2 separate regions of the Homo sapiens genome follow, and region 2 is linked to region 1. A link is a contact called in ENCODE Hi-C or POLR2A ChIA-PET data. All regions are on one chromosome and are shown on one strand. The core of a region is the stretch at or near the end of the contact, and the rest is flanking DNA. Distances in the headings are between cores, read along the strand shown. Region 1 has its middle 97 kb from the start of LINC02404. Region 2 overlaps LOC105369896 (a long non-coding RNA gene).

The links. A loop is a pair of places that touch in the nucleus more often than their neighbours do. ChIA-PET counts read pairs that join two places held with the same protein, here RNA polymerase II (POLR2A). Pooled maps may share reads with other maps.
Region 2: a loop to region 1 is called in a map of PC-3, with 6 times the contacts of the local background. The contact joins two enhancer-like sites. A Hi-C loop is called at or near these places in 4 of 168 maps with a recorded cell type or tissue (A673, GM12878, PC-3 and 1 more) and 10 of 50 pooled maps. POLR2A ChIA-PET finds 5 or more read pairs at or near these places in 5 of 52 experiments (A673, MCF 10A, PC-3 and 2 more).

What each region holds. Positions count from the first base shown.
Region 1 is chr12:91,774,641-91,782,598 of GRCh38, forward strand. No RefSeq gene overlaps it. Among named protein-coding and RNA genes, the nearest start is that of LINC02404, 97 kb to the right of the region's middle. RefSeq lists an enhancer at 3,684-4,883. Within about 2 kb of position 4,476, at least 14 of the 41 ENCODE cell types and tissues checked have a DNase peak (open chromatin) inside an H3K27ac peak, as active enhancers do; they include PC-3, where a contact is called at or near this core.
Region 2 is chr12:91,575,346-91,583,303 of GRCh38, forward strand. The region is part of intron 1 of LOC105369896 (a long non-coding RNA gene); the gene reads right to left. Among named protein-coding and RNA genes, the nearest start is that of LINC02823, 250 kb to the left of the region's middle. Within about 2 kb of position 3,851, at least 3 of the 41 ENCODE cell types and tissues checked have a DNase peak (open chromatin) inside an H3K27ac peak, as active enhancers do; they include PC-3, where a contact is called at or near this core.

The DNA.
Region 1 (7,958 bases), core at 3,226-5,725:
GTTTCTTTAAATGCATTCTTGATGACTCAAGGTCTCTGTTATCAACAATTTACTGTGCTGTTGCGTTTTTGGCTCCTTTTTTGGACTCAGAGTGCCAGCTGCTTGTAATGACCAGGGACAGAAAGAATCATTTAAGACCCTATGAGAGTAGTTTTGCCTTCCACCACCTAGCAAGGATAGATTTATACCGATATGCCACCTACATAGTCCAGGTGTCTTGTGTCTTGCTGGGGGCTTGGCACCCGGAAATGGCAGATGGGTACTGAGATGCAATGTGGTTAGTTCCTGGATCATTTTTCTAGAAGCAAAGCTTTAATTTTGTACTGGCTTCTTGACCCTCATAGTCTAAGATATCCACCACTGCTTGCTCCTCTTAGATTTACCATATGCTGATGGACTACTCCTTAACTGCTGTGAATTGAGTTCTTTAAGTAATTCCCTACACAGAAATTTCTATGGTTCTGAACTAGGGGCTAGGACTCAACATTCATTATGACACTTAAGGTAAAGTTTCCATTTAACATTTATAGACTTCAGTTTTCTCTAAAATAGTGTTATTAAGACAAAATATTATACATGTGGAATGTATAGTGCAATCTCTAACTCACGAGAACAATTCAATAAATGAAAACAACTGGTCGGGCACGGTGGCTCATGCCTGTAATCCCAGCACTTTGGGAGGCCAAGGCGGGCAGATCATGAAGTCAAGAGATTGAGACCATCCTGGCCAACATGGTGAAATCCCGTCTCTACTAAAAATACAAAAAAATTAGCCGGGTGTGGTGGTGCACACCTGTAATCCCAGCTACTTGGAAGGCTGAGGCAGGACAATCGCTTGAACCCGGGAGGTGAAGGTTGCGGTGAGCCAAGATCGTACCACTGCAATCCAGCCTGGTGACAGAGAGAGACTCCATCTCAAAAAAAAAGAAAAGAAAATAAAAGAACCATATGTGTAGAACTTGATAAAGGTTGTGGATAAAATGATTAATAAAAAGTTATAGTGTATAGACTATATTAGGATCTTGAAGTTTTATTTTGGTATCAGCATCGAGCTGCCATGAAATGACTATTGACCTGTCCAGGTGGCATCTTTTTTATGCTTGTTGGTGTGTATAAAGTCTGCTAGTAAGAAATTAGTTGATTCCGCCCTATAAACATTTTTAAATAAAATTAGAGATTGCAGGTGTCTAACAGAATGCATTGAGCACAAATTCTGGTGTTGGCTTAGTAAAAAGATTGTGACTTTGACTTCAGAGAGAGGCAAGTTCAGTTCTTGCCCGAACCACAAAAACAGCTTCCTAACCTTGGAGCTTGGCTCTTATAATCTCAGATCCTCTCTTTTCTTATCCCTAAAGTAACGATGATAATACCTCCTTCTAGGATTAGAAAAAAATAATAAAGTTTTATACATAATAAGCACATAATAAAGTTATTGTAATGAATTTAGTTTCTAGAGGTTATTATTATACATTTAAAATAAGAATGTACTTAATGTGGATTCAGATGCCACAGAAAAATAAAATCTGAGTTCACATGTAGCTGAATGCTTGGGTCACTAGAAACACTAATCATAGAGCAAGGTTCCCCACTATTGCTAAAGCAGTGGATCATCAACCACATTACAAGTTAGAAGAAGGGCATTACCCTCCCCTGCTTGCTCTTCCTTAATGTCAAAAAACAATAAATACATAGAAGAGACTGACATCCATTATCCTCTGGCCAAAAGAATCAAGCCTTCCCTGCCTTTTCCTGCTTTTCTAGTTTCCTTCAAATTTCCCTCCAAACTGATCTTAAAATTGCAACCAACCCTGCTCTCTGGCTCTTATCGCTTCCAGTCTAATATGCAATTTACTTTTCCTTTTGGTATTTATTTTCTGTGTTCTCCTCACAAACATGTAAGTTCCACAAGAATACAGATTTTTATTCACTGATGTATTTCAAATACCTAAAACAGTGCCTAGTATTGAGTAATATTTATTGAATATAGAAATAAAGTTTTAGTATTGTTTTGCAAAGATTCTATTTTGAAAAAAAACAGCACAAAATAGTATTTTTGGGCTGAATTCATAAAAATTATTGAAGACATTTTAATTAATGATAAATTAGCAGTTTAAATACAGTAAACTAAAACAAAGCAAGCCTATCTTTTTCATTGTTTTGAGCTCTTGATTTTGTTTTTACCTAAAACTGCTTGTTTTAGTTGAATCATGCTCTGTTTTCCTTTGGTCGTTCAGCAGTGATGTTTTCTGCACACAGGTCTTCAAATAGCTATGAAGAACTTGGTTGTGTGTTTGACTATCTTTTTTCAATTAAATTTCCTCAAGAACACAGTCTTTCATACATGTCCTGCTCAGGGAATAAACTTGAAGTTCTGCAGCCTTTTTTTTTTTTTTTTTTGAGACAGGGTCTTACTCTTTTCCCCAGGGTGGAGTGCAGTGGCGTGATCTTGGCTCACTGCAGCCTCAAACTCCTGGGCTCAAGCAATCCTCCCATCTCAGCCTCCCAAGTAGCTGGGACTACAGTCATGTGCTGCCATGCCTGGCTAATTTTTTTTTTTTTTTTTTGTAGAGATGGAGGGGTCTCACTCTGCTGTGTAGGCTGGTCCCAAACTCCTGGGCTCAGGTGATCCTCCCACCTCAGCCCTCTAGTAGCTGGGACTGCTTGTGGGAGCCACCATGCCCAGCTAATTTTTGTATTTTTTGTAGAGATAGGGTTTCATCATGTTGCCCAGATTGGTCTTGAACTCCTGGGTTCAAACAATCCTCCCACCTCTGCCTCCCAAAGTGCTGGGATTACAGGTGTGAGTCACCATGCCCAGCCGAGTTCTATAACCTTGAGGACTGTAAATACCTATAATATTTGGCCTTCATCACACAATGGTGTATTTTAAAGAATGAAACATTTAGGGTCTCTGCATAGCTTCACAGCGATGACCTACACCAGGGTTTCTCAAAGTAATGTCCAGTAGTTCCCCTTATCCAGTAGCCTTGATTTTACTTTCCAAGACTTCAGTTACCTGTAATTAATCACGGTCCAAAAATATTAAATGGAAAATCCAGGAGTAAACAAGTCGTATGTTTTAAATTGCGTGCCATTCTAAGGAGCTGATAAAATCTCCCAACGTCCCCACTCCAACTTGCTCAGGACATGAATCATCCCTTGTCCAGGTATCCATCTTGTACTCACCACATGCCTATTAGTCACTAGTCACTGTCTTGGTGATCAGATTGACTGTTGAAGTATCTCAGTGCTTATGTTCAAGTAACTCTTATTTTACTTTTATTACAATAGATCAATTTTATTACTAGTTAATGCTGTTGATCTCTCACTGTGCCTAATTTATAAATTCAATTTTATCGTAGATAGGTAGGAAAAAAGTAGTATATATAGAATTTGGTACTATTCAAGGTTTCAGGCATCCGCTGGAGGTCTTGAAACATACCTTCTAAGGACAGGGGGAATAATGTATATGCAAATCACACGGGAATATTTTAAAATGTACTTTGTGAATAGGGAGAACTGGGGTGCAGCCCTACATACTGCATTTATAATCAGTTCCCACTTAATGCTGATGTTATTGTTTCAAAAAACACCTTTTGAGTAGCAAAAGCCCAGATGACAATTTCTTATTTGCATTAGCCTATTTCCTCCTCAGTTGAATTTCAATTTGATTTCTCAAAGGGCAAAAGGGGAAGAACTTATACACATATGTTTCATAGTTTAAAACCTAAGTCTGGTCACATTTTTACTCAATGATATTAAGTATAGATTTCAAGTTTGCATACAGTAGCATTTACTATAAAATAGGAGAATGTTACTTTTTAGGAATAATCTAAGGACAGGTGTAGATGTTATTTTTTAATGAGGTTCAAATTTAGCACTGTAATGAACCTCACTGAAAAAGTAAAGCAGGAAATGGCAGATTTGTTTTGATAGAAACCAAGAATTTTAAGTGTGTGTTGGCTTTACACTGTCTTTGAAACTGTGCTATGAAAACACAGGATCCAGGAAATGAGCCCAGCCAAGTGATTCCACTCTCTAAAGATGTCAAAGTCGGTTCTCTGCAATATCCAAATGTTCCTCTTTTGGAAGTGAAATGAGGAAAGGCCTATATAATTTCTAGCTGAGTAAACGAAGAGTGCTTTATTCTCTTATAAATCAGTTACAGTCCCTTAAATAAAAGCATGCTTCCTCCTGAAAGCAGCTGAAAGTTTCATCTCTTTAGAAGAGGCTTTGTTTTCTCTGAAAATGGGCAGGGGGACTAATTAAATTAATTTTTCTTTGTTCCTTTAAGAAAAATAAACTTAAAGAAACGGAGTATCTGGGTGTGTATGTGGAAGAAAGTGACTAGCTCTGATGACCAGGCACGTCACAGTTTCTTGTTTTGACTCAAGAATGATAAAACAGTAATGGCTTTGACCCATTGCCCTGCTGATGTGCTGATATGAGTTTGCCATTGGTCACTGGAAGATCAAGGTCTGCCTTTCTGCTGACCAAGCATTCTCCTAACTATTAGTCACTGTCTTCACTTAGAGCTCTCTTTCATGACTCAGTGCAGCTCTCACATTTGGGCTGGGCAAAACGGAAGTTCTTACTTAATTCAACCTGCTGCAATAAAAATTGAAACAAACACGTCGCATTCTCCTTTTTCTTAAAAATTTTGGTAACATCACTGTGACTAGAGCAGTTAGAGAAACTCTAAAGCAGAAAATAAGAAAATCATTGCTTAATGTGGGATTTCGATGTGGCAGAGTGAGAGTTTTTACGGCTATACTGACACAGAAGCATTTGCCTTTGAAAATGGGTAAACTGAGCTTAACATTTTCATGAGGCAAATTAGATGTAATATCTCAATATCTCATAATTTTCCTCTCAGAGAACATCTGTTTTCTGAAGGAAAGCTGGCAAACCGTGTTGCAATTAGAAGCTGAGACCATTTATAGTGAAGTGAACCTCAGATTACTGAGGTTGACACTCTAAAGCAGGGATTCTTTACCTAGGAATCATGCCTATATTATTACACTCTGAAATCATGTAGGACACTGGTGTAATTTACTAGGAGAGGGGACATTAATTTTCATCTTTGTCCAATGGTTCTGTGATTCTCCAAATAGGTGAATAACCATTTCACTAGTGTCTATCAGCATTTAAAACATTCATGACTTTGAGCTAAATATCCTGTTTCCAGGGATTAATCCTACACAAATATTTATCCTGGTGAACAAGATATTTTAAAATATTATGGCATGTTTATATTATGGAAAACTCTAGTAAGATTAAAAATAATAAAGCTCACTTGGGAAACTGTCTAAGATGTATTAACTTAAGAGTAATTTGTTCATCAGATAATCAATTAAGCATCAACAATGTCAGGCACTGTGTTTGCTACTAGGAATAAAAGTAAACAAATACTGACCTTTTTTATTTTTATGATACTTGAAGTCTACAAGAGATCAATATGTATTTATAATATGTAAATAAAAATATGGGTTAGTGATTGCTTGCAGGTGTTTATTTACATATACTTATCAAAACTCTGGAAGCATATATATCAAGAAGTAAGATTTTAAAATCTGAGACTTGAAAAGGAGATGAGGAGAGATTTTTAGTTTTTTCTTCTATTTTGTTTGATTTTATTAAATACAATATATTACTTTTGTAATACCTCAATGCTTATTTTAACCATTTATTAAAACTCTGGGCTGAGGTAGGGAAATGTACAACATTAAACTGAGTGTTGGCTCTGGTTGTTGCAGTCTTCACAGTAAAAAAACAACACATAAGTTTTGGGTTTTTTTTTTTTTTAATGAGTTTTTGACTGATCTTAAACAACCGGCTAAATTACGTTTTGTATTTAAGATAATTTTGTCCACTAGATCACTATTCTGTTCTTGTACACACAAACCCTCTGGTCTTCAAGAATGTGGCTGACATATCAGATAGTTTATGAATCCACAGTGTCATTTGGTGTGCAAAACACTGACCTTAACCCTTAAAGAATAATCAATTATTGGGGTTAAATCTGCAAGTGTTTTATTTAGTATCTAACCACCAACTATATGCCCTTGAAGAACTTTTCTGGTATTATTTTTTTACTCTCCAAAAGCTCAGGCCTTGATACTTGAGTATTATTTATGTCATATTTTACTTATGTAAGTCTTTGTGTGAAGGCCTCCAAAGATATCGTGCCTATTTTGTGATCTTGTTGTTTATAGACTCTTCTATGAAAGCAAAATATATGCATTTGGCTGAGTACATTTGGAGCCAAGGTAGGGGAGCTGGAATAGAAGAGTCCTTGAATGGTATTTGAGCATTATCTTTTTTAAAGAAAACATTTAAAAAGCACATTAAAAATTACTCTTGCATGTTACTTTAGACAGAGAGATCCCTAACATTCGTTGCTTTCTAATTTTCCTCTCCTTCTGGGGATACAATTGTGTCACACTTTCTAGCCACTTTGTAGTTTGATGGGGCCACATGCTGGTGATGGCCAATGGACTGTGTGTAAACAGATGTGCATTAATTCTGAACCAAACCCTGAACAGAGAAAATCCTTCCATCACACCTTCTCCCCTTCTCCCTTTCCTGGTGAATCTGAAAGCCACACTATAGCCAGAACATGCAGCTATAAGGTGGAGCTGTCCAATAGCTCCTTTGTTAGCCTAGATCTCTGAGTGTAGGAGCTTCATGGATACTAGCCACCTTGGAGAGTGGCATGGATCATAAGCATAAGAAATAGGGCTGTGGTATGTTTGCAACGGAGACTTCAGTGCTGTTTTTTCCTGATGCGTAATCCAGCCTCTTCTGACTAACAGCCATGTCTGTGCCTCATGAAATTTCAGTTACTTTTAATTTAATTTTGTTTAAAATATAGCTTTTAAGAGTCTGATACATACTAGGCACTGTGTTTGGTGCCAGGAATACAAAGATAAAAAATCTCATATTGAATGGGCAAAAACTGGAAGCATTCCCTTTGAAAACCAGCACAAGACAAGGATGCCCTCTCTCACCACTCCTATTTAACATAGCATTGGAAGTTATGGCCAGGGCAATCAGGCAAGAGAAAGAAATAAAGGGTATTCACAGAGGAGGAGAGGAAGTCAAATTGTCTCTGTTTGCAGATGACATGATTGTATATTTAGAAAACCCCATCGTCTCAGCCCAAAATCTCCTTAAGCTGATAAGCAACTTCAGCAAAATCTCAGGATACAAAATCAATGTGCAAAAATCACCAGCATTCCTACATACCAATAACAGGCAAGCCGAGAGCCAAATCATGAATGAACTCCCATTCACAATTGCCACAAAAAGAATAAAATACCTAGGAATAGAGCTAACAAGGGAAGTGAAGGACCTCTTCAAGGAGAACTACAAACCACTGCTCAAAGAAATCAGAGATGATAAAAACAAATGACAAAACATTCCATGCTCCTGGATAGGAAGAATTAGTATCATGAAAATGGCCATAGTGCCTAAAGCAATTTATAGATTCAATGCTAATTCAATTAAACTACATTCTTTACAGAATTACATTGACATTCTTTACAGAATTAGAAAAAAAACTATTTTAAAATTCATATGGAACCAAAAAAGAGCCCATATGGCCAAAACAATCCTAAGCAAAAAGAACACAGCTGGAGGTATAACGCTACCAGACTTCAAACGATACTACAGGGATACAGTAACCAAAACAGCATGGTACTGGTACAAAAATAGACACATAGACCAATGGAAAAGAATAGAGAACTTAGAAATAAGACTGCACACCTACAAGCATCTTATCTTCAACAAACCTGACAAAAACAAGCAATGGGGAAAGGATTCCCTATTTAATACATGGTGCTGGGATAACTGGCTAACGATATGCAGAAAATTGAAACTGGACCCCTCCTTATACCATGTACAAAAATCAACTTAAGATGTATTAAAGACTTAAATGTAAACCCAAAACTATAAAA
Region 2 (7,958 bases), core at 2,601-5,100, 200 kb before region 1:
AGTCTGCAAAATATTTGCAAACTTTTTGGTGTTTAATAGACCTAAAAAATGGGTGGCATTAAATGTCACTGTAATCATTTACATGGTAAATGTGATTATTTATTCAATTTATTGCATTAAAAAATCTGCATTTGAGCAAAAGATAAAAGCTAAGAGTCATTCTTTTCTCTCTTTTTATTGAAAGTAAATAGCTTTTTAAATTATACATGATTATTATAATAAATCTGTGGGAAATGTGGTAATATATATACAATTAAAACTGCACAACCCCTTTGCCTACAGGTTGATTTCCACGTGTACATGAAAATGTGTTAGATGATTCTCATTGAAGCAAAAGATACAAAGCTATATAAATGCCCTCTGTGGGCACCAGGTTTAAAAATTATGATGTATCCATATGATGTAACACAATGTTGTTTTCAAAAAGAGTGAGAACCTGCTATATAGGTCAATAAGGAATATTATCCAAATATCTTAAATGATGATGCAGCAAATACATAATGTCTATGATGTGTCAGATATATTCTAAATGCTTTTTGTGTATCAAATAATTTGATCCTCACGACAACTCCATTAAGTAAATACCCTTATAAGTCCCATATTATAGAAGAGTAAAGAGAAGCACAGAAAAGTTAGGTAACCTGCCCAAGGTAACACAGCTAGCAAAGGGTAATGACAGGTTTTGATCCCACAGTCTGACTTCAGAGTCTGCTGAGTAATACTGTAAAGCAACTGTCAGAACAGTGCGTGTAATATATTGCTAGTGTATGATTAAAAGAATATACATATACATACACACATACATATAAATACATACATATATATACAGTTGATCCTCATTATTCATGGGTTCTTCTACTTGCTAAGATATATTTGTATTAATAACTCCAAAATCAATACTTGCAGAACTTTCTAGGTTAAAGAAGGCAATGCTCTGCCCTCTTATTTCAGCTTCCATACTATAAACAAGTGTCCTTTTCATGGTCTATTTAGTGCCAAATGTTTCTCATTTTTGTGCTTTTTTGCTGGTGATTTTACTGTTTAAAATTTCCCCCAAGCATAGTGTTGAAGTGCTGTCTACTGTTCCTAAGCACAAGAAGACTGTAATGTGCCTTATGGTGAAAATATATGTGATAAACTTTGTTTGGGTATGAGCTATAGTGGCTGTGAGTTTAATGTTAATGAATCATAAATAAGATGCCTTCATACACAAAAACACACAAAACAAAGTTACGTATAGATCAGATGATGACACTGTTGTGACCAAAGGCTTTCAGAAACCTAACTCTGTATTTCCCATAGGAGCAATGGTACAGTAGTGACTAATTCAGTGTTCACAAAGACTATAGAACACACCTACTGAAAACAAACATTTTATATTTTTATATATATATATATATGTATGTATATATTGCCTAGCAAAATCTTACAAAAATGATGAACTATAAACTGTGGGTGTCTTTGAGAGGGAAATTAAGGTACTGGAGTTCAGAAATGGAAGATTTACCTTTCACCTTAAGAAATTTTATCATGTATATTCTTCATGAAAATATTTTTATGTAAACCGTACAGAGAAAGAAAAAGTTTTCCAAACTTCTGCCTAATCCCAACTTCCTGCAAATAGTTTCATAAATAATTTTTAGGCTTTTAAAATACAAATAGAAATATATTATTATATTCTATAGCATCTTTCTTTTTGAAACTTTATATGCTGAACTTCTAAATCAAAACATAAATGACTACCTATTTCTCCCTTTCTATGTCCCACCAAAAAGAAATAAAGCCCCACAGTCTCACACTAAGAAACAGAATCATGGATTTCTTTTTCCAGACTGTCCACCTACGACTGGCATTTCTGCAAGAGTCCTGTAACAACATTTTGAAGATAAAATCATGCCATGACTCTGAAATTGGAAGTACAGAACATATAAGAAAATAAATCAAGAAATGAGGGGAATCTCCCGAAAGGTTTTGCTAATTTTTATATTTTCACTTCTTAGCTCCAACCAGAGAATTTTTATTACAATAGAAGAGAAAATAATTTACTCCAAGTCAGTCACATATTAAGCATTTTCTAGATTTTACTTGGTCTTCATACTACTAAAAGGTGATATAATTATTCCTATTTACTGATAGAGAAAATAGGCTCTGAATGATTAGGCAGCTTTCGCAAATCAAATCATTCATGTCTCTTGAAAGCAAGATAAGGAGCCCTTTCCTATGCTCATCTTCAGGTGAATGTCCATAAATATTTTTGTACCAATTCTAATATTTGACTGTCATATCTGCAGGTTACTGGACCACTTTTTATTGTGATACTTAATTTATACAACATTAAATGGCCTCCAGTGTCCTCAAAGACTGCCTAGCAGATGTAATGTGGATATCCCAGAACACAATAATTAGACTTTTAGAGTCACAAACACACACCGCTCATTATATTAGAAACTGAAACTCTAACCATTTCAGTACTGCTCTTCACGAGGGTTAAGATATTGATTTTGTTGTTTAAAAAAACAAAAACAAAACAAAGCAAAACAAAACAAAAATGACCTCCTTAAGATACTGACACCTAGGTTTAAAGGAAAAAAGTGCTGCAAACTTAGAGCTACTTAAGATAATGGCTTCTAGAACTGAGTTAAGTTGAATACAAATGAAGTCAAGGAACAGTTCTCAGGATCGTGCTGTATTTAAATTAGACCTACTGGCATATTTAATGTTTGAATTGTAATACGCACTGATATCCTCTAGAGGGAGAATGAAACAAGAATAGGCAAATTATTTATTTTAAAAAGTGGGTGAATTTGAATAATCCTGAAAATTGTCCCGTAACAGAAAGAAGTCATTTAACCAAATCTGTCATAAACAAACCACAGACTGGTTAATTTTATTGTGGTATATTTTCTAAGTAGCTGAATTAGCTTCTATAATAAAGACCCTATTTTTAGTTTTCTATTAATTTTGAATTAGAAAAAAAAGCTACATGCACACACCCACAAAATTTCACCCACTTTACTACTTATAAATTGCAAAAACGTCTATATTATAGCGTAGATAATGACCTGCTTAAAACACTTTCTAAAAACTGTGCATTTCATTCTTAGTATTCATAAAATAAACACAATGCCCATCTACCCAAATATAATGTGACACAGCCTAAGAAAAGGAGGCATTCTGCAAAGCAAATTACCAAAGGCTACATAAAATACTTCATAAGGTTAAATATCAGAATAATTATTCCTCTTCCCGTCACAATTTTCTTAGGATGGTCAATGTTCTGCTAAAATCATCCAATCTTTTAACGTTTGGAGACCCAGAGAAAAAGCACCAAAATAAGTGTTTATGTGCATTGTACAAGAACTGAAATCCAGGTAGCTTCACTGTTATTACAGAATCTGAAGAAATAAACATCCCACAGAGATGAGATCACTATCTCCAGAAATAAAGGTTTCCAAAAGAAAAACAATTGTGAAAGGAAATTATCCTCTTTACTAACAATATGGTGATCAGCCATTCCCGCTTTCTCCTGATGATGAGGTGATGTCACCGGTCAGAAGCACTGGCCTATTTTCTGTACTGCCTATGGTGGGTTGGATTGGATGAAAATAAACATCTTACATAACAGGCCGGCTGTGCTCTCTGTCTTTTTTTTTTTTTTTTTCCAAAGAGATTTTCCCAGCATGAATTCAGTGTGTACAATTAACATTGGCCAAATTTCAGCTGAAAAATCTGTTAGGTTTATAAGCAGATTCACAAATACAGCTTATGTATGCTGCCTCCCATTCCTCTACTAGCCTAGCTCCTTTTTACGCACACACACACACACACACACACACACACACACAGGCACACACACAACACCACCACCATCACCACTGACATCACCTCACCCCCACCACCTCCACCCCTCCTGTAATCAAAACAGCTTTCTACCAACAGAAAAGGGACAACAGGCAAGTTAAAATTGAAATTGGTCTTTGAACAGCAGAAACAAAATAGAAGATTGCAGATTAGAGCCATTGTCTTGTCCCAGTAATATAAACCAGACCCCCCTCAGTGCTTATTTTCTCAGAATTGAAGAAGATAAATCAAAGATTATGAGCCTAACCAAAAAGAGGCATCCTTATGCTAGTGGCTTTTACAGTCATAAAAAGAGCAAAGCCAGAAGTGAGTATTTTCAATTGTCATTTGTAATAATTAGTAAAAATACTGCAGTTTTCTGTCATAAATCCTGTTGTACGTGGAGGGATTTATTAATCTTTAAGCTTTGGTATTTATTGTAGACGCTACTTATACAGAGGAAACATAAAACTAAAGGACTCAGCTTGATTTTCCTAATTCCTGAAGGTAGAATAAAATCAGAGATGCCAAAGATCTGAAAGAAACATGTGCTTGAACAGCCTGGATAGAAGCTCATTTAAAATCAGCAATATAATTCACAGTGGGGTTTGGATGGAATACTTTAACTGACCTAGTGGTCTTAGTTTCAGAGAAAATCCGTCATACAGTCTAAACTTAGTAAATATCTGAATATCTATCATATGCCTAACAAATGGCAAATATTGATTAACTTAAATATTATAGAGTTGAACTTAGATGATGAGATAATTCTTTGCATTGTTAAGCAATAAAAAACATTACTAATTTGTAGGCCAAGACAGAAAAATGATTCAGAGTGAATGCAAAGGAGATGATGAATTAAGATGATCTGATCCTTCCTGTCATAAAAAATAATCACCATTTTTCTAACCCAAATAAGAGCCACACTGAAAAGGGCTGAAATGCAGCTCTCTTTTACTTGGTGCATATACTTAATGTCAAGTCAAGAAAGCCAGTCCTGTACCTGTATATGCCTTACTGTGTATCCATTTACAGTTGCTGATCTATGTTTACAGGCTACTCTATCTCTTAGAATGTGCTTCAGTATGTTATATATGTACTTAATATATACCAGTAATACCCATTTGTTTGAAGATAGAATATGCATGTGAAGAATTAGCTGTAATATTTTGGAAATATAATTAAATTTGCATTCTAAATACTTGCATTTAAATCTCAGCTTTGATTGTTACTGACAGTAAAACCTTAGACAATTAATTGTGCTTCTCTAATCTTCAGCTCCCTCATCTGTAATGTGAAGACAATTATGTTTTTAAGAGATGTTGGGAGGAAAGAAAGAAAACACGTACAATGGATCCAACACAGTGCACAGCAAATAGTTGAATATCCATGTATGTGTGTATATGTATGTGTATATATACATAACTTTGAATGATCAAAGCAATATATATTCATTGAGTAATTTTGCAAGGAAGCAATATTGAATTATTTAACATTTAACAATAAAGGAAAAATATAGCTTTTTAATTTCTTAGAACAATTACTTATTTACTTGACTTAAAGGATGATAATGACCCATAATTTTTGTATATGTATAGTTATTTGCATTGAATGGGTAGTATTCAAATTAATTTTCAATTGTTGAATCAAACAAATATGTTTGAATGCTTATTTTATGTTTAATAACAGAAGAGGGGAAAGAATTATTTCAGCAGTTTATTGTCTTCCAGGAGATTTCAAAGTTTTGGGAGAGATGATACATTAAAGAAACACTTATAAGACACTTAGTAATTATCTTATTATATCAGATGTAAGTGTTCTAGGAGGCAAAAAGAAATGTTGGTAAATTAAGAACAGTTACTGCTTTTATGTGCATTTATAAAATGGCAAAAATCTGTTTATTTTATGAAAGAAAATTCTTTATGAATATCTAATATGAAATTATGATCTCTTGAAATATCTTCTATACATTTAGGAGAATAATGTTTCTTGAAGTAAGTATTTTTTGACAGTGCTAAAAAACTCAAATCTCAGTAGGTTTACAGTTGAAAATAATTTAAAAGAAACAGCAAAAAAGATGAACATCTTCAGAGAAATATACTTGTAACAAGTTAATATCTTTAAAAACTACATATACAAAATAGTAATGTATAGAACATATTTTCAAGTTATAGTTCTGTGAGAAAATTAAAAATGTGGAATCACGGTCCTTTTTTTACAAGCTTTGAATTACCATTTTTAAAACTGGTGGTGAAAGCTGATTGATTTTACTAGAGTTTTAGTTTGCTATTTTTGAGAAAATTCTGACTGAAGGAAATATAGGTTTTATATACTCTGGACAAGAAGGAAGAAACCCAGCTTTTTCTTTGTGTAGAATCTCAAGTCCAGATGCTGTTTTTTTTCTTCATGAAAATTCATAGTGTATCTATTATAGCTTCCTAATTAAAGTCACACATGTATGAATAATGTTTTGAAAATCAGTCACTATCCACTTTACATATGTTAACATATATTATGTTTTAGAGTCATTTTTTGCCAAAGAGCTCAGGGTGCTACATAACTTACATGAAGTAGCAGTACTACTAATGTTTTGCTCATTGATTAGCTTCAGGAATTTTATAATGATGAAAAGTGAAAAAGCTAGAGTTTAATATTTTCTAAAACCCAATTAAATTCTGTGACTATAAAAGTGTTGTTTCATTTTCTTATGCTTCCAAAAAGCTGTACCTTTTAATTAATTCAACAAATATAATTTTTAAATATCTAGTTAATGCCAGTCACTCTTGAAAACATCTGGACTATATCTGTGAAGAAAGCTGACAAAAACGGCCGAGCGCAGTGGCTCACTCCTATAATACAGGCACTTTGGGAGGCCGAGGCAGACAGATCACCTGAGGTCAAGAGTTCAAGACCCGTCTGGCCAACATGGCGAAACCCCGTCTCTACTAAAAATACAAAAATTAACTGGGGGTGGTGGTGAGTGCCTGTAATCCCAGTTACTCAGGAGGCTGAGGCTGAGGCAGGAGAATCGCTTGAACTCGGGAGGTGGAGGTTGCAGTGAGCCGAGACTGGCCACTGCACTCCAGCCTGGGTGACAGAGCTAGACTCTGTCTCAAAAAAAAAAAAAAAAGAAAAAAGAAAAAAGAAAAGAAAGAAAGCTGACAAAAATATTTCTACTCTAGCTTCCATCCTGGATCAATGGTAAGTTAGAAATACAACAAATAAGTTAATTGTATAACATATTCGAAATTGTATAACATATTCGAAATTGTATAACATATGTAACAAAACTGCACATTCTACACATGTATCCCAGAACTTAAAGTATAATAAAAAAAAAAAGAAAAGAAAAGAAAAGAAAGAATTGTGGTGAAGAGCCGTAGAATAGGGTGAATGGTTGGAGAAGGAAGTGTTATTTTAAATGAAATCTTCAGGGTTCGCCTGATTGAGAAATTAACATTTGAACAAAGATGTAAAGGAAGTGAGAGAGGTGAGATTTGAATGTTTTACTGCTATTAAACAGCGCGGTATCAATTATCAGGAGTCTGGCTCAGTCACTAACTGAAATTGGTGATTCTGGCCAAGTATTTTACTTCTTTACCTGTAAAACAAACACAATAAAAATATCTACTCAAGATTGAGGAGAGGGAATATAAGACCATTTATTGCACAAATACATTGCTCATTGCCAATGGGGGCTAGGCACGCAAAATGAACAGTACACAATCTCGTCCCTTCAGGAACTCATGTTCATTTCAATAATGATTACACGCCAGCAATGAACAATGACAGTGTATTGCAAGGCTTTTTGGAGACTGTCATGTATTTTGCAATTGAATGGATATTGGAATGCAAAATTGCCTTTCTGATTTGTCCTTCTCTTAGAGCTGTGTATCACTGAATCTGACTGACTGGATCTTCTTAAAGCTTCTCATTGGCTGTCTCTCTCTTTCTGTAGCTTCTCCTACCTCTCAGTCACTCATTCTCTATTTAATTCACTGACTCTTCTTATTCTTTCAGATCCTTTATAAATAATATACCTTAAGAATTCTTTCTCAGTCCTCTTTGTATTTATTTGTGCATGCTCTCTGTGGATAATTGAAATGTTATTGATTTTA